2 separate regions of the Mus musculus genome follow, and region 2 is linked to region 1. The links are chromatin loops, found by intact Hi-C in ENCODE. Cell type or tissue: left cerebral cortex. All regions are shown on one strand. Links, peaks and the distances in the headings refer to the core of each region. The heading gives the core; the rest is flanking DNA.

Region 1 (9,204 bases), core at 581-8,580:
AGGGTCACATGATTTCCCACTCAACCTCAGGCCCAGTGATTTTTGAGGTGTTGGGATGTTTTTTGTCAACAACCAGCTGTCTCAGGGGTCATCTACTCTATCTGCCTAGAAACTGCTCAAAGGCAGAGAGCTCCTGGTTGCTTTCTTTTTTTTCTCTGGATGCTGGCCCTGGCAGAAGTGTAGCAAGTGGCGCCCTCTAGTGATAAAGGCTTTGCAAGGCCTGAGTATGGGGGGCTTGGGGTTGTAATAGACAACCTTGGCCTAAAGCCTTGGTCACTCGGTGACCAGGGCTGGCAGGCTTTCTGCTCTGGCTCCTCAGTCTTTCATTCTTCTTTGGTCCCAGGGTTCTGGGGCGGCGGCTGCTGTGACTGGAGCAGCTTCAGTTCCTTGCCCGGTACCCGGACTGCAGTCAGCTCCCTGGGATGTAGACTGCATGTGGTAGCTCCTGGCTGTGCAGGGCCAAGGCCTGTCTTTTCATCGGCCTGCTAGAAAGTTCTATTCGTGTAGGATCAAGAATAAGACTGGAGAAGTACCCTCGGGGGCAAAGGTAAGATGGCTCAGTGTGTAAAGGCAGTTGCCACCAAGCCTGATGACTTGAGTTCAATCCCCAGGACCCACAGGACAGAAAGAGAGAACCTGTTATGACACCCCCTCCCCCTCCCCCCCTTGCTACACACACACATATTAAAATGCAATGCAAAAAATTTTTTTAAAAGAAGGTTTGACAACAGGTGTCATTCTTCCTCCTAAGAACGCAGAGGCACTGGGGTAAGGACAAAATGTCAACTAATTAATGTTTTGTTTGTCACCATGGAAAGCTTGCCACGCTCCAGTCGCTCAGCGTCTTCTACCTCCAGTTGCAGCCGCTCAGCTAGTGATTCATCTCCTAATGTTCTAAACATTCCCAGCCCGGCTCCAGAGCCGCACATCATGTCTAAGTCCGATTTGTCCCCCAGTCGCAGCCTTTCTGCTGGGGTGTGCAGGGCAGATGGCTTTGATCAGGGCCAAGGCTGTATGCGTAAGGAATTGCTAATGTGTGTGCTGGCCCACAGCTCCAGCAGCAGCCAGAGCTTCAGGCTGAGACTGGGAATCAGGACCCCCTTTCCGGGACCTGGAGTTCTGCTATCCTGGAGAGGTAGCCGGAAAGGACCCTGGCGAATGCCCAGGAGAACTCCAAAATAGCCTGCTTCTTTGTGGTTTGTTGAGATGTCTGTTGGTACAAGGCAAAGTAGGGATGTGGCCAGCTCAGCTTCTGCAGGTACCCAGGGGAGGGGGGGGTCTTAGGAATGGTGTTTGTGTGCGCACACACGCATGCATGTGTGTATACCGGCTGTTGACTTTGTATTTGGCACAGGCCACCACCTGCCTCTGCAGTTGATCCTGCCCAGTGCTGAGCTGGGGAGTCAGATGATTGAGTTATAGCTGCCGGGCTTCTTTCTGGAACCCTCATAATAAAGATGAATGAGCTGCCTGCTCCGAGTTAGGAACGCCTTCGGAACAGGGCTCTTTCCCTTTCTTATGCACATTATGGAGAGAAATTATCTTAATCTAAAAAAGAAAAAAAAATCACAGAAAGTCTAAGAAATGTGTGTGCCAGCCCTCCAAAGAGGGAGGGAGTCAGGCTGGGGGAGTGAAGGAATGTTCTAGAACCTTTGGAGCTCTCTAGCTGTTGTGAGAACTTGGGGCTGGGGGTGGTCTTACCTTGTTCCCCTCCCCCATGGTTTGAAGCTCTAGCCCCCACCCCCACCCCCACCTGGAGATGGGGTAACTAAACAGGACAGAGGAAGTGAAGATGGAACCCTGCTCCATGGCACTGAAGAGGGGAGAGGGCCCCAAGCTCCGCTGCTATCTATGAACACAGTAAAGGCCTCTCAAGGATTTGGGGAGGGGGGCCTGCCTTCTGTAGGCAAGACCCTCTAGAGCGCCCACAATAGCCCAAGTGCCCCGTACCTGGGTTCACAGACAACACCGTGATGTGGGGGCCAGTGTTTGTTACACAGCCTGAGCTGACTCCAGTACCCTCTGCCTCTGCGTGAAACATGTGGAGGGCATTTTGGGGGTGCCCCTTGGCAGGAGTCTGACATTGGCCAAGGACAAGGAAGAAAGAATCTGGTTTTAGGGTGGAACAAAGAAGTAGGCTCAGATAGCTTGATCATCCTTAGAAACAGCGATCACTGGAGTGATCACGGGGCTGTGTGTTTATTGTCTTGCTTGCTCCTTGACTATTGTCTTGCTAGATTCCTCATTGTACTCCTCGCACTTAATACTTCCATGTAATTAAAATGGCATAAAAAGCAGATTGGGAAAATTAAATTTGCCTTCAGTCTCAGAATTGACTGGGGTCACGCTACAATGCTGTCTAACTGTCTTTTTTCTTTTTAATCCTCACTCCCACACTGGAGAACCCGTTGACTGAGCAGGCTTGGTCAGAAACGCTAACCTCTAAACTCTCCAGCCCTCACCCAGGCTGGACTGCTCTCTAGAGTGCATGGGCTCTGTGTGGCTTCTTTGCTCTTTTCAACCTGCTTGTGGGGTGTCAGGAACTCCACGTCACTTCCCGGGAACCCAAGCAGTTTGTCCAAGGGCACACAACCAGGGAGAGCGAGTGAGGTGCAGGGCCCAGCTACGTCTTCCAGCCCCAGTTCATGTCTTTCTCTAGGAGGCTCCGGGTCACCTGAGCCTCAGGGCTTTGCAAAAAAAACATGTTTGCCTCCCAGCCTCCTCCTTAACATCCACCCAGAAGGACGAATCTGTGAGCACAGCAGCCCAGAGCCACCTGGCTGCAGGCCTTAAGCGGTTCCGGAAAACAGGGCATGGGGGATTTGGGTCCTCTGGCTTAAGCACACAGCAAGGTGCCTGCAGCATCCCATCATGCCGCACCTCCCAGTTTCCTCCTCTCCGCTGCCCTCCCAAGGGACAGAGGACCAGCCTCTTAGGCCCCGTGGCTTGATGCCCAGGGCCCCAAATGTCTACATTTGGGTCATTTCACTCCTGCGCTTATACCTCTTCAGAAGCAACTTGTTGTGACTGGCTCCTTTGGAGCCTTGAGCTGAGGTCATTGCTTTCGGGTGACAGGGTGTTATCCCCCGGGGAATCTCCTCTGCCACCTCGCAGTGTGACAAAAAAGATGACAAGGGGTAGCAAGTCCCCTTCTCACCTCTCACCTCCTAACAGGAGCTGTTAGGGCCAGAGCCTGAGACCTGACAGCTCTAAAACTGGGACTTGCTGCCCCTCCTCACTGTGCCAATGAAAGAGGCAGCCGCGGTGGAAACAGAGAAAGGAGGTTTGCTCAGGGTGGTCACATGGGAAGAGAAGAGTGGAGAGGTGGCAGAGATCCCCAACTCCATCTTTAAGGTCCTCCCTGAAGTTCAGGTTATAGAAGCCCAGAGGTCTGTGCGGCTAAGCAGGCCTGGCCGAGGTGTGTCCCACAGGTCACTGACCCATCTGTCTCTGCTCCAGTCTCTCCTGAAAGGTGATTTGGGTGGCTGGAAAACTCTGTGTGGGAAGCCAGCCCCCCTGACTGGCACCAGGCTCTAGGCTTTCCCTTCTCCCAGCCTAGAACCTGCTGAAACTCTTCTTCAGAAATCCTGCCCCAACCCCGCAATAGCCAAAGAAAGACAGTATCTTTTTAGAGTATCTTCTCTCCTACCAGCAGGGTGATGGTCTTACCCACTGAGCGCCAGGGAGGAGGTGATGGGCTACATATCTGGGCCCATTTTCCAAAGGAGAAAACTGATGCCGGAGGAAAGGTTTTGGAGTCTGGTCTGGATTAGGATATCCTGCTGTGGCCTTTGTGCAGGGACTCTTCTCACAACCGTAGAACTGACTTCTGATCCCAGAGAGGGACAGAGAGCAGTATGTGGTAATCCGGCAGGGGATTATCAACAATTACATAGAGCACACAGAGCCCAGATCAAGTCTTTTGAAAACCTCAAAGCCCACCCATCTGTCCCAGCAAGGCCACACCTCCTCCAACAAGGCCACACCTCCTCCAACAAGGCCACACCTCCTCCAACAAGGCCACACCTCCTCCAGCAAGGCCACGCCTCCTAATCCTTCCCAAACAGTTCCACCAACTGGGGACCCAGCCTTCAAACATGTGAGCATTATCAAACTACCACATTCTGCTTTTGTGTGCATGTGCAGGTTCGAGTGCATGTATGTGCACACATGTGTGCATGCCTGTGAATGTACACCCATGTGTACACGTGTGGCCAGATGACTTCTGATAGCATTATCTCCATGATCACACTCAGTGGCTACAGCTCTTCCTTCTCTATCAGCCAATGCCTCAGGGGCTGGGGAGGACACCTCGTGAGTCCCTCTCCTCTCCACGGCAGAGAGGATGTTGACACTCCATCTTGCGGTGTCCTGTGCACGTTGGCCCTGCTGCTGAGTTCAAGAGTACCACAGTCACATATGACGACACCCTGCTTCTCCTCTGCTCTCTCAGTCCCTCTGTCCCTTCCTCCCTGTGACAGAGGACTCAACAGTCACATATTCACAAGGCTTTGGGTCTCTGCAGTTGCCACTGCTCACAATGCTTACCCTTGTTACCCCACAACTTATTGAGGACAAGTCTCCCCATCAGCCTGTATAGAACTTTCTCCCACGACAAAAACTAGCCAGCAGGAAGGAAGATTCCAGACAGTTCAGCCTTGATCTCTCTACATCCTACAAACAGAGCGTGTGGTTCTTCAGGAACAGGGTCTTGCCCATCGGATTCTGGTGGGCAGCCAACAATCGCCTGTATTGTTTGGGGGTCTCTGGAGCCTCCTTGACCAACAGCTCATAGAGAGGCAGCCCACCCCTGACACTGGGATTTTTGTGTATTGGCCCATGGCTTCTGAGTACAGCTTTATCTACCCTCAAAGGGCATCCAGAATATGACTGCCTACCCTCACTCTACCGGAGGACATTAATAGAATCATTCTTGGCCAAGAATTGGCCCAGCTTGGTATACTACCCACCATGCATACTCGGCCTCAAGCACCTCATGCCTCCGCCCACCAGGTGGCAGTACCTCTGGCCTCCGCCCACCAGGTGGCAGCACCTCTGGCCTCTGCCCACCAGACAACATCTGCATTTGTGCCCCACGGGTTCCCAGGACTGCTGTGGCATCCACACACCATGATGCTTGGACTGGGTATCTGCCCACTGGGCCTGACTCATTCTTCAGATCCTGCCTTCTGGTGTGGTGAGTCACCACAGAAGGTATCAGCTGCCAGGTGACAGTTAACTAGCTTTCTGGAGCCTCACACAAAATATTTGCAAGAGCATGAAAAGAGAGGGATTCTCTTGTTTAGTTCCCAGGTTCAGAGGTCATCCCATGGTCCTGACCTCTGCTGACTCTGGTCTGCAGTGAGGTATAACACTGTGGGGACATAGCATGGGGGAAGGGCTGATTGTCTCCCAGAAGACTGGAAACAGAGAGAGATGACCCAGAATGACAGACAGCCCTCAAGGACCCACCCCTGGTGACGTACTTCTTCTAACCCCCCCCACACACACACACACCTCCAAAAGTTTCTAGAACCTTCCAAAATATCACCACCAGCTAGGTATCAAGCCTTCAACTCATGAGACTTTGGGAGATTTTCATATCCACACAGTAACAAGAGTGATGGTGGGGGTCCCTTGCCTCTGCCACAGCAGCCAGACATCATAGTTGACTATGAGCAGCAGCAGGCTGCTATACCAGCTCCTACGTCTCGTGGGCTATGGCCACGATTTTCTACTTCCATGGTGAGCAGTAGATGTGGCTGCCAAAGCCAAATGACACAGCCGTGGCTTCCACTCATCTCTCGGTGTCTTTGTCTCTCTAGAAGACCTGCCAATCAAGCGAGGATCTGGTTTTCTACCTAAGCTGCAGGGTATTTTTACACCAGGTGGGAAGCTCGCCTCTCCGTGAGTCATTTTCCGCCCAGCTGTCCGGCATGCCCCTCCGATGTTAAGGATGTTGGCGGCACGAGTCACCACGGTGGGCTTACCGTGTTGCCGCGGATGGCATGTCACGTCTTTAGAACCTCCCCGTGTGTTTTAATTACTTTTCTGATGCTGTGATAAAACACCGCTGCCAAGGCTGCTCATGGAAGGAAAGGTTTATTTGTGGCTTACAGTTCTGGGCAGAGAAAACACCATCGCCACTATGGCGGGAGAGCTCGCTATGGTGGGAGAGCTCCGCAGCTGCCGAGGAGAGCAGCAGCCAAGCGCTCACACCCTAAACCACAAACAGGAAGTACAGAGGGGAGAGCCTCTTGGAAACCTCAAAGCCTGCCCCCAATGATGTACTTCCGGCCTCAAGGCTCCATGTCCTAAACCTCCCTACACAGTGCTACTAGCTGAGGAACGAGTGTCCCAATGTCCTAGACTCCAGAGGATTCTCATCATAAAGCCCAGGTGGAGCTTAGACTGTGAGCTTCTTAGACCGTGAGCCAAGAGAAATCCTTTCCCCTGAAGCTGCTCTTGACAGGTATTTTCAGAGCAATAAGAAAAGCAACTGACGTGACTTCGGGGACCCCACCAGTGACAAGAGAAGCTGCCAGCAAGAAGCACCCCACCAGACATAGCCGCTTGGCCCTGGCTTCCAAAACCAAGAGCCAACACATCTCGACTGTATGAACTGCCTGTCTGAGTATCAGGGACAGCGCCAGGCAAGACCCTCACAGTGGGACTGTGCCTGTGTCCCTCCCCAGGCCTGTGGAGAGGGGCAAGGAAGAGACAGTCCTGTTACTGTCCACATCTCTCTTCTCCCCAAGGCTCTTTTTGTAGCCCAGTGAAGCACATTATTTCAAAGACAACACCCCCCCCCCCCCCGCCAGCTGTGGCCAGAAGTCTTCAATGATGGAAGCATTTTGAAGTCCCCTCTCCTGGTCTGCAGCATATCTTAAACCTAGCCCCACCGCACCCACATCTGCTCTTCCTGGCTGCTGCTCCTGTGTGGTCTTGTAAATATGTGGGCCATACTATGGTTCGATGTAGCCAAGGCTGGCCTCAAAACTCAAGGCAATTCTCTTGCCTCTGCCTCTGCCTCCTGCCTCGAGCCTTTCCTCCCAGCTTAAGCATGATGCTTGAGTCCCTGCCCAGGCAGGAAGTCTCCCCTGAGCTCCTGGCAAGGCTGCTGTTATGCCATCCTGAGGACTATATTTATCAAGATGCAGCTAGCCCTGGGAGGTGAGACTGTGCCCATGCTGCCTCAGGTATCTTCTTTGCTGCAGGATGCATCCCTGTTCTGTCACCAAAGAATGCACTTGACTCCCTTGGGCACAGTTTCTCCACCTATCACCTCCACACTGGCAGTGACCATGTGACTCAGTACTGTGTTGTGTATTTCTCTTCTTAGGAAAGTGTGACCAGAGGTAGTGGGTTCATCTGCATCAATGTCCCCCAGTGCTTCTGGGCAGCCTGCTGAGGAAGTCTTAGGAGTATCAATGCGCCAAGGAAGCAGCTGAGGCACTTCTAGGTTTACATGGCCCCTAGAGCAGAGGCTCTCAACCCGCCTAATGCGTGACCCTTTATGTCATCATGTTGGGCTGACCCCAACCATAAAAATATTTTCTTTTTTTTAAAAAAGATCTATTTATGTATTATATGTAAGTACACTGTAACTGTCTTCAGACACTCCAGAAGAGGGCGTCAGATTTCATTACGAATGGTTGTGAGGCACAATGTGGTTGCTGGGATTTGAACTCAGGACCTTCAGAAAAGCAGTCGGCGCTCTTAACCACTGAGCCATCTCGCCAGCCCCATAAAAATGTTTTCATTGCTACTTCATAGCTATACATTTGCTACTCTTATGAATCATAATGTAAATATCTGAAATGCAAGCTCTCTGATGTGGGACCCCTGTGAGAAAGGTGTTCAACACCCCCCAGCAGGGGTCAGGATCCATAGGTTGAGGACTGCTACCCTTGAGCATCTCACACCAGTGGGCTTCCAGGCCTCACCTGTCACCCTTAGAGTCCATCCGAGTCAGTCGTGGGAGCTCGGCAGTGGGGTCACATTGATCCTCCTGCCCTCCAGTCCCCCTACCACCAGGAAGCTCGGAGACAGACAAGTCAGTAAAGCACAAGATCAGCAGGGGAAGGGTTTGGGGTCAGTGCAGAAGACCCGGGGCTGAACTTGAAACCGAGCAGGCTCCCTAGGGTGCAGGGCAGAGCTGACCACAGAAGTTCCACCTGCCACAGAGGGTGCAGGAGGTAAGGCCAGAGGAAGTCAGGGCTCTCTAGAGCCGCAGAGCTTATGGAGTATCCCTGTATATGAAGGGAATTCATTGAGATGATGTACAGTCTGCAGTCCTACTGACCCAACAGTGGGCAGCTGTGAATGGGAAGCCCAAGAGTCTAGTCATTGCTCAGGCCCACGAGGCTAGTTGTTTCAGCTGGTCTTCTGTAGACGCTGGAGTCTGAAGAAGTGGGTTCCAACGGATGTGCTGGCAAGAAAGTGCAAGCAGGTGGAGAAGAGTGAGTCGTCTTCTTTCAGTGTCCGTATGTCGGCCTCCAGAAAAAGGCGTGGCCCAGATTAAGGGTGAGAACTACCACATCTGGACTTGGAATTTGCTCTGCCCCAGGGCTGGCCTTGAACTCAGAGATCTGCTTGTCTGTGTCTCCTGGGATTAAAGGTGTGTACTACCCTGCCTGGGCCTAAGCTTTTCATGGCCACGAGATCCGGATCGCAGGTGTGCCCTCCATTTCTGGATTGTAGTTCATTCCCGATGAAGTCAAGTTGACAACCAGGAGTAGCCACCACAGCAAGGCTGCTGATGGCCATAGGCAGGCCTCCCTCCGGGGAATGGGCCAGCTGGAAGGGAGGGCAGATAGGTCAGCCGGTGGCTACCAGCTCATAAGCAGAGGCTAACATCAGCCTAGACAGCAGTGCCACACCAAAGAATAACAGGCTGGTAGACTGGAGAAGCCACAGGTCCCTGGCCGGAACCTGTAAATGTAAGCCATCTGGACACTTCCTTGTTCAGCATCTCTGAGCCAGGCACAGGGAGACACACACAGTTGCTGGGTGAATGGACGCCCGAGAGAAGGCTCTTAGTTCCCAGCGTCAGCTGCTTATGAAGCAGATGAAGCCATCTTAGAAAAGCTTAGGAAATGTGTAAATTCAGCCCGCAGTTTAGCTACTGAAGAGGAATCCCAAAATAGTGATGCCTACATGTCTTTTTCTGGTTGACAGTCTGTGTAAGCATATGGGGCTAGT
Region 2 (9,204 bases), core at 665-8,664, 59 kb before region 1:
CAACCTGTGGGTCGAGACCAGCTTGGAGGTCGAATATCCCTTTCACAGGGGTCCTCTAAGACCATCAGAAAACACAAATATTTACATTATGATTCATAACAGTTATCTAGCAACAATGAAATTAATCTTGTGATTGGGAACCACCACAATATGGGTGTAGGAGGAATGGAACATTCGGGGGCCACTTCTAAGTAGTGCAGTTGCAAAGGCATAACCTGCAGGAGGACCTAATTGAGGACTGCCTGAGAGACCAAGGCTCGCTGATGCAGACAATGCCAGCCAATTGGAATCTGCTATTTAGAAGAGATGCTTTTGGGGGACCAATGGGGTGGGGGCGGAGGGTATTAAAGGAGCTTGCAGCAGCGCTCAGAGGAGCTTGCTGCTGCTCACCTGCTGTTTCTCAGCCGCTCCCTAGTCTGTGTCTTTGACTCTGGACCACCTTACCTCTAACCCCCAAGGGCAGGTAGGGTCGGGCAGCAAGTCGTCTAGGGTGTAGGAAGCACACGGGAGACTGTATTAAAGGGTTACAGCATAAGAAAGCATTAGGAACATTGAAAACCACGGGTTTAGAGAGAGCTCATCTCAGGGCTTTGCAGGGAGGGAGTTTTTAGGGAGACAGAAAGCGTATCAGCCATGAATAAAATACCTGTGAATGGGACTACACATATGCACACACACAGAGATGTATCCAAACATGTATACACGCATGGGCACAGGTACACACTGGCACACACATGCAGACACCCTGGTATACACATATACATATGTATACATATATACAGATACATGTATACACATACACACACAGACACACAGTACTACAGGTCCTCTAGAGCGACTGGCTAAGCAGACCAACAATTCTAAGTACTAGTGAGGATATAAAATATTGGAGACCCTCACCTGCTGCTTTGAGGGCCATACATTCAAACATTTTAAGAAACTGGCCTCTGGGGCTGGAGAGATGGCTCAGTGGTTAAGAGCACTGACTATTCTACCAGAGGTCCTGAGTTCAGTTCCCAGCCACCACATGGTGGTTCACAACCCTCAGTAATGGGATCTAATGTCCTCTTCTGGTGTGTCTGAAGATACAGTGTGCTCACATATATAAAATGAATAAATCTTTAAAAAAAAAAAAAGGAAGGAAGGAAGGAAGGAAGGAAGGAAGGAAGGAAGGAAGGAAGGAAGGAAGGAAGGAAGAAACAAAACTGTCTTCTCTTCAAGATTATCCTATATATATCTCCTGGTCCAGTGTTTTTTCTCCTTATCCATCTTCAACAAAATTACACACATCAGAGCACCAAAGACACAAACTAACTACAGCTTACCTACCCATGATCTACAACAGTTTCCATTTTGAATGAGTTTTAAGAGAGAGAGACAGAGAGAGAAAGACAAAAGCAGAGCCGGGGCTGGGGCATCACCAAACCACATGCCCGAATCATTCACCAGGAAAGAAGCCCCTTTAAGGCGGGCAGCTGGGAGAAGCAGACAGCGCAGAGAGTCTTCACAGGTGAGGCATCAAAGAAAAAGAACAAACAGTAACACAGAGAGAGAACACCATGACATCCACCAGGAACTGACTGGGGAAGTTGAGGCAGCAGCTGGAGTCCCTGGCTGAGCCTTCTCTCCATGATTGAGCCTGCAGCTTCTCCTTCCCACTGCAGGTCACAGGATAGACACTGGTGACCGCTGCCAAGGGTGGAGACCTGCCGGCCACTCTCAAGTGCACAGGGGTCTCTTGGGCTGTTTTACTGTTCTCTTCGCCCGCTGTCACGGAGTTGGGGCAGCCCATCCTTAGTCAAGGGCCTCTGCGGCAGGACACCAAGAGACAACATGCTGAGGTCTGAAATGAGCGTGGGGCACCTTCCCACTTCCAGAGGACATTCCTCTCAAGCTCAAACAGTCCCTGGGAGTTTACCAGTCTAAACAGGATGGAGCCAGTTGAGACAGACCACAGACTCCTGATGGGCGGGGGGGGGGGGGGGGGGTGTAGAGAGGAGCCTTTGCCATGTCAATGTAAAACCAGGTAATGTGAATGGAATCTAAACGCGAAGCCATTCATCTGAAGTTTAAAATTGGCAAGGTCATGTGTCAAGGAAATCAATAACGTGCCGTTCTTGGGAAGGAGGGAGGTTCCTTTTTTATTTACTGATTCTTTTTTTTTTTTTTAACTTATGAGGCAGACTGCCCTTGAACATGGTAGGAATATGGTGCCTGTTGTCTTGGCAACCGGTCTGCAGGCCGCAGGTCGCTTGATGTCATAGGTTTGGGATGTTCTGATGCCAACAGGTTGAGAACAGCCTTGAGCTCCTGATCTTGCCTCAGCCTCCCAAGGGCTGGGGCAGCAGGCTTGACTTACTGCTTGTGACCCGGGTCTGGCTGCTCAGGTGGACTCACCCTGTGATGACCCTGTGTAGGTCTGTGACTTTCCCACTCGCCTGTGTGTGATGCTTCAGTAAAATATGTCACCTGGAAAGGATAAATGTTGGAAAAATAGTCGTGTGTATATGTATGTGTGTATGATATGTCTGTCTGTCTGTCTGTGATGTGTGTGTATGTGTGTATATATGTGTGTGTGTATGTATGGTGTGTGTGAATAAGTATGTGTGTATATTTGTGTATATGTGTATGAATGTATATGTGTTTATTTGTATATGTATGTGTGTATCTGTTGTGTGTGTATCTGTATATATGTTGTGTGTATGTGCGTGTGCATGTGTGTATTGTATCTGTATGTATGTATGTATGTATGTATATGTATATATATGTGTGTGTGTGTGTGTAAAGTTTGTGTGGTATGCAAGTGTAGTATGTGTGTGTGATGTGTGTGTATGTGTGTATATATGTATATATGGTGTGTGTGTATATGTATAGGATTTGTGTGTGTGTGTGTGTGTAAAGATGGCCTCTGGAAAGCTGCCTGCTGTCATTTCCTTTCTGGTCACAGTTTCTGGCTTAACCTCCATATAAGTTAAAGTGTGCCACTGCAGGGCACTCTCAGGGATCCTTCTGTGGAAGGACTGTTTCTCCCTTCTCAGTCAGCTGGTTCCCCAGATCCCTGACCACTCCTCCCCACTCCTCAGGTGGTGTGTGGTGCCCTCTCCAGACCTAACTGAGCAGCTCCTGCGGAAAGACCTCACAAAGCGCCTGGGTCGGTCAGTCTCCTTAGGGTCACGTGCCCATCAAGGCCACGCTCTGGCTGGGCACATGGAGCACTTGAGCTGGATTCCATGTGCTACAAGGCACCTGTTAGACAGGATGAGCTGAGCACGTAGTGTGACAGGACAGGGTGTGATGGAAGGTGACCTCGGTGCAGGCTGGCTTATGATTTCTTCCTCACTTCCCACACCTAGGTGGTTTTATCCTCCTAGATGCGGTCTCCCTTCCTTTGGCTACAATGTATCAGTGTTCCCATCTCTGTCCTTTGTGCAAGGAGGCTTCCCGGGCTGTGCAGGGGATCAAAGCTGCCCAGACCCAACAAGGCTGGAGCTGACCCGCCGAGCTTGCTATCCAGAGCCATTGCTCCCTGCTTTCTCTCTCCAGACTCTTCAATGGTCCTTTCATCTTTAGAGTTGACCCACTGTGTTTAAAATATCCTAACAAAGCTGGGTGTGGTGGTACACACATTTAATCCCAGCACTTGGGAGACAGAGGCGGGTGGATCTCTGTGAGTTTGAGGCCAGCCTGGTTTACTTAGCAAGTGTCAGGACAGCCAGGACTACATAGAGAGACCTTATTTAATAATAATAAATAATTTAATAATGAATTATTAAAATATATCAGATTATGATAAATATAATATCAATTTGTGTTTATTTTATTAAATATATTTATACGTATAAATATATAAATATATTTAATAATGGCCAAGGAAACGATTGCCTGCCTTCAAGACCCAAGTTCAATCCCCAGGACACAAATGGTAGGAGGACAGAGCCAACCTCTTACCTCCATATGTGTAATGTGGCACACACACATGCAGACATACACACATGCACACATGCATCACACGCAGGCACACACACACACACACACACACACACACACACACACACACACACTAAATAAACAAATATGTAATAAGAGAAAAGGTTGGGTCCTTACCGGTTTGCTTTCTTTTTTCTGAAGACTGAGGTGAAATTTACAGAGTGCAATGTTAGTTGCCATGGCTTGAATGTAGACCGTCACCACAGGCTCTTGCGTGTGAGTACCTGTCCCCAGCTGGCGGTGCTGTTGTGGGGGGTTGTGCCATCTTCTGATCATGGGCTGTAGCTGCTTGCTTCTGTCAGGGGAGCAGAGGAGGCGAGGCTTCGGGTCCTAGGCCTCTTTTCTTCCAATGCAGCAATGGTTTCCTTCTGATTCTGCTATGTCTTTACTACGATGGACAATATCTCCTGAACCGGGGGCCTAACTAAGGCTTTCCCCTTGGGACCATCTGTGGTGTTTGGCCATTAACCCACTCTTATTTAAATGCCATTAGCAGGATTTAACTCACCCCAAAGTCTACTTTCATCTATTTCTAAGCCATTGTCATTTCCCAAGTGGAGCCTCTGCCCACCATACAGTCCCTCCTAGTTCCCTCCTCTCCTTGGCCCCTGGCAGCCACAGAACACCCCTGCCCACCCAGGCCTTTCTTCTTACATATTCTGGACACTCCATATAAACAGAATCATGTAGTGTGTGACCTTTTGGGTCCGGATGCTTGCGTGTGACATACTTCATTGGTGATTCGTATGGGACTGTAAAGTGTAACAATATATTATCCCTTTTCAGGGCTGAATAATGTTCCATTGTGTGGAATAGCACATTTTGTTTCACTGGTGGATAGAAATCAGGGGAGCATCTGAGCCTCCTAAGTACCCAGATAGAGTTGCTGCACCCACATTCCTTCTCTGAAACATTTGTTGATTTGTGGGTGTATGAGTATGGGGGTGTGTGCCACGGCTCACGCATGGAATTCTGAGAACAACTGTGGGAGTCAGCTTCCTCCTTCTGCCATGTGGGTCTTGGGGACTGCGCCCAGGTCGGCAAGCTTGGTGGCTAGCGCCTTTACCTGCTGCACCGTCTCGCCACCTCCCCCCCCCATATGCTTTCCATAACGTTGTTTTATATTTTCATTTGCCAGATGGCTTCTGTCGATGGATACTGAGACTCCTTCCTGGATGGAAGGCTCCAGAACACAGCTCTGGTGATGACATAGGCAGGGTATTTTCAGGTTCTCAGGCCCACCCCGAAAGGAGGACCTTGGTGGACAGCTATTAAAGTCCACAGCTAGTGCCATTGCCCCGGAGCTCTAAGAAATTGGATTTGGTGAGGGTGATCTGGGAGTGGGGTGCTCCTCCAAGGATGGTACCCACGGCCTGTATCCATTCTTGCCTTTCTTCTGGGATGGAGTCCCTGGGAGGATGGGAGCTGCATTCCCACACCTGACCCCTGGCGCTCCCAACAGTAGGAAGAGAGGCATGGTGAGGATACTGACTGTACCCTGGTGACAAGTGACAGGAGGCAGGCAGGCTTGGGCAACAGCGGCTGACACCCACAGAAACGACTTCCACTGCGAGTGCTATGCTTGTGGCAGCCTGAGGGAGGGATGCGCAGAGTCCTCGCTGCAGAGATGGTTGCAGAGGTCCCTCGTCCCTGGTCACATCACAAAGTACTCAACATCTGCTCCATGGTGTCTGTTAAGTGCAGCTCCTCCTGGGACCTGGCTGGGCATCATGTCCAGGGAGGAGCAATGTCTGTCACTGTTCTGTTGCTGTGAAGAGACACTATGACCATGCCAACTCATAGATGAAAGCATTCAATTGGGGGCTTGCTTACAGTTTCGGAGGGTTAAGGTCATCCATGATCATTATGTGGGGAGCATGTGTGGCAAGCATGCTCCTGGAGAAGGAGCTGAGAGCTATGTCCTGATCTAGGCAGACAGGCAGGGGCTGGGCCCGGCTTGGGCTTTCTAAGCCTCAAAGCCCACTCGCAGTGACATACCTCCTTCAACAAGGCCACACCTCCCAACCCTTCTAAGCCTTTGATACAGTTCTGCTTCCCGGTGACTAAGCATTCAAGTCAATGAGTCTATAGGATCCATTCTTAGACCACCACAGGTGCTGAGCCAGCTGGAACAGGTTTCTGTATGTTTGTTTGTTTTAATGTGAGGGTGTATGCTTATAAGCATGTGTGGAGATGCACATGTGTGCATGAATATGGGGTATGCTTGAAGGCCAGCCAGAGAACAACCTTACGCATCATCCTTAAAAGCTCTGTCCATCTCCTTTGAATAAGATCTCTCACAGGCCCGGAGCTCACTAATTAGCCTAGTCTGGCCACTGAGCCCCAGAGTCCTTCAGTGTGCCTCATACACACTGAGGTCACAGTGTTGCCATTATATCAATATACGTGGCATTTCTGTGTGGGCTCTGGGGACTATACTCAGCTCCTTGTACCTGGGAGCCAAGCACTTTACCAACCAAGCCATTCACCAACCAGCCCCTGTTCGATGCTAAAGATGGAAGGAAAGGAGGTGCTTCCTCTTGTGTATGTTGTCATCAGCTTCCCCATTTGCATAAAGCGTGGTTCTCAACCCATGGGTCTTGACCTCTGGGGCATTGACTGACCCTTCCACAGATCATATCAGATCTCCTACAAATCAGATCTCCTACATATCAGATATTTTACATTACGATTCATAACAGGAGCAAAATTACAGTTACGCAGTAGAAAATAATTTTTTGGTTGGGGGTCACCACAGCATGAGGCATGGTATTTAAGTGTCACAGCATTAGGAAGGTTGAGAACTGCTGTCATAAAGAGAACAGGTGGCTCTAGGCCACTGTGAGGATCAGGTGAGCTCAGACTTGCCGAGGGTTCGGAAGCTCTGCTCTGGGCCATTGTGAAGTGACATTCCTTGGGTCATTCTATACTCTAGACTCCTTTCCAGTCCCCAAGGAGCCAAACTCAGGGCTGTCCTTTAACCCTGTAGACTTTCATGTCAAAAGTGTGCCAGGTGAGACTGGATTAAGATAGAGTGCCCCACGGGACCAAGAATGGTGATTTCACATAAAGTGTATCCTGGCTGTTAGTGACTTCAAAGTACCACTTCCTCCAATGTGGGCCTGATAACTGTCACCCTGTAATAAGGACCAGCTGCTCAGAGGGGAGGACGTTCCCCCAGCTGGGAAGAGGTGGAGCTGGGAATGCAGCCCTCCTTCCCACGGATTCCAGCTGTGTCCTTCAAGGCTGGGGCAGGAGAGCACTGGCTTCCCAGAGCTGGGGGCAGTGTGGCTTGAAGTTATTTATGCACTGGCCTAGTGGGTATCAAACCTCCATGCAAGGTTTGATAGGTTTTGTTGTTGTTGTTGTTTTGTTTTGTTTTGTTTTCCTGTTGTTAACTTAAAGGAGAAATTGAAATCAATGGAAATCATATTGGGCGACACAAATTTCAGCCCAGATAATCCATACTGGAACACCCCAAATGGTGTGCATGGGGCAGGTGTCGGAGAGGGCTTAGAGAGGACTTCTCTAAGGATCCGGTTTTGGGACAAGTCACGAGCTGGGCAAAAAATCGAATTTGCAAACCAGTCTGTTTTGAGTTCTGATGGGTGAGTTAATTAGCCAGCTCTCAGCTAAGACTTATAGAAGATGGGTGGTACTGGCCCCTTGTTTACCTAGGTCAGTTTAAACAGTCCACGTCTGACCTCCGGCCAGTGTGAAATCAATCCTTCCACTGCCCCTGTTTCTCTGAGGAAACGGGGGTTGGGGGGGGGTGCTGAGCCGGGCTCTTCCTTTGCCTTCTGCATGCCAGCCAGCACCTGACCTCCTTCCAGCAAGTTCTTCTTCGTTCCAAGGTCAGAGGCCAATCTCATGGGCCCTGGGAGCTAAGATGAGCTAAGGTGTATAACACACCTTGCTCCATGGTCCTGGGCATCTGCATAGGTGTGAAGGCTCAACCATCTCCACCAACAAGGAGCCAGATTTATGGAGATGAGTCTGACATGTTGACATGGTAGGCAGGGCCAGACCTTGACCTTTGGCCTCAGATCTTAGACCTTTGCATCAACCCATGAACTGGTGGCCCAGCAAACCCAGGGACTCCTCTAAGAAACAGAAGCTCATTAGGTTGTGAGGCAGATGCATATTCATCCATGATAATTTAGAACATGTAATCTTGCCAAGGAGAAGAAAATAAAACCCACCAGCGTTCTCACCGCCTGGGGACCGCCAAGGCTGCCGTGTGTATTTTCAGCCTTCGGGGGAAACTTTAGATCCTAACACTGAGGTGCCCTGCTGGCTCTTAGCCACCATCTGGGGCTTCTGCAGGGTTTCCTACTTCACAGAAGTGGGCTTCTGAAGCTATGGTTCTCTGTCATGGGGCTGGCCTGAGCCCTGAAGGATGCTTGAAACTTTCCTGCTCCACTCATTGTCCCCACCTGATCCCAGTACTACCCTTCAAGCCAGGACCATCAAAACCATCTCTAGATATTTCCGGGATGAGCATCTCTGGGTTTGGGGGTGAAGGTACTGGGATCAGCCAGAGGTGATGTCCCATTTCTGCTTTGATATGGCCCCAGGGCAGTGAGCTCTGCCCCTCCTCTGGGAAAGAAACATCAGAAGCTTTCCAGCCTGCAGCTCTGGAGAGGAGGAACCATACGGGTGGGGCGGGTGGGGCACCAGGACTGTGTTCACTGTAGGGAGCCACAGCAGCCTTGGGGAGGCCCAACTTCCCCCAAACGTTAAGAAGTATAGTGAGCTCTTCTGTTTTTTTGGGTCGTCCTCTGACAGAGTGCTGCGTTCTGCTTGTCTCAGGGAGGCAAAAGGATCTGGAACAAAGGGCAGCTTTGGAGGTAGCCAGCTTTGGTAACCTACATAAGTGGGTAGGTCTTTCTGTGCCTCTGTTTCTTCATCTATAACCAGAAAGCAATGGTAGTATCTTCATGTCATGGACTCAAGAAATGAAGTGATTTTACCTACTATGGCTATATTAATACGATGTGTGCCCAGTGCGGGCTTGGAGGGGCATGTTGGGCACTGCCAGGGCAGCCTGTGAGAAGCTCCAGCAGTCTGCAGACCAAGAGAATGTGGTTAGCTTCATGCCTGCTTCCCATAGTCGCTGGGCACAGCTGCTGTTCCTATGGCTTGAAGCTTGGGAATGATACCTGACTTCTCTTGAGATCTGGGATGATGGTGTCCACTCCCTGGGACATTTCAGTC

Evidence for each region. Peaks named below come from ENCODE experiments on the same cell type or tissue, not always from the same donor. Only the 100,000 strongest peaks of a DNase experiment are listed, where the experiment ranks them.
Region 2: it touches region 1 in a loop (2.7-fold over the local background); 2 of 42 quality-filtered maps call a loop at or near these places.

What each region holds. Positions count from the first base shown.
Region 1 is chr2:168,423,541-168,432,744 of GRCm38, forward strand. It overlaps Gm33359 (a long non-coding RNA gene), which reads left to right. Exons shown (of 3, transcript XR_375301.2): 3 at 344-596. Among named protein-coding and RNA genes, the nearest start is that of Gm33413, 11 kb to the right of the region's middle. In left cerebral cortex, for the core only: a CTCF peak has its summit at 5,025 (motif pointing right); DNase peaks (open chromatin) are centred at 899, 1,507, 5,179 and 5,918; H3K27ac peaks cover 548 bases.
Region 2 is chr2:168,364,300-168,373,503 of GRCm38, forward strand. All of the region lies in intron 1 of Gm33262 (a long non-coding RNA gene), which reads left to right. Among named protein-coding and RNA genes, the nearest start is that of Gm22704, 33 kb to the left of the region's middle. In left cerebral cortex, for the core only: no CTCF peak of the experiment used is centred there; DNase peaks (open chromatin) are centred at 5,552 and 8,178.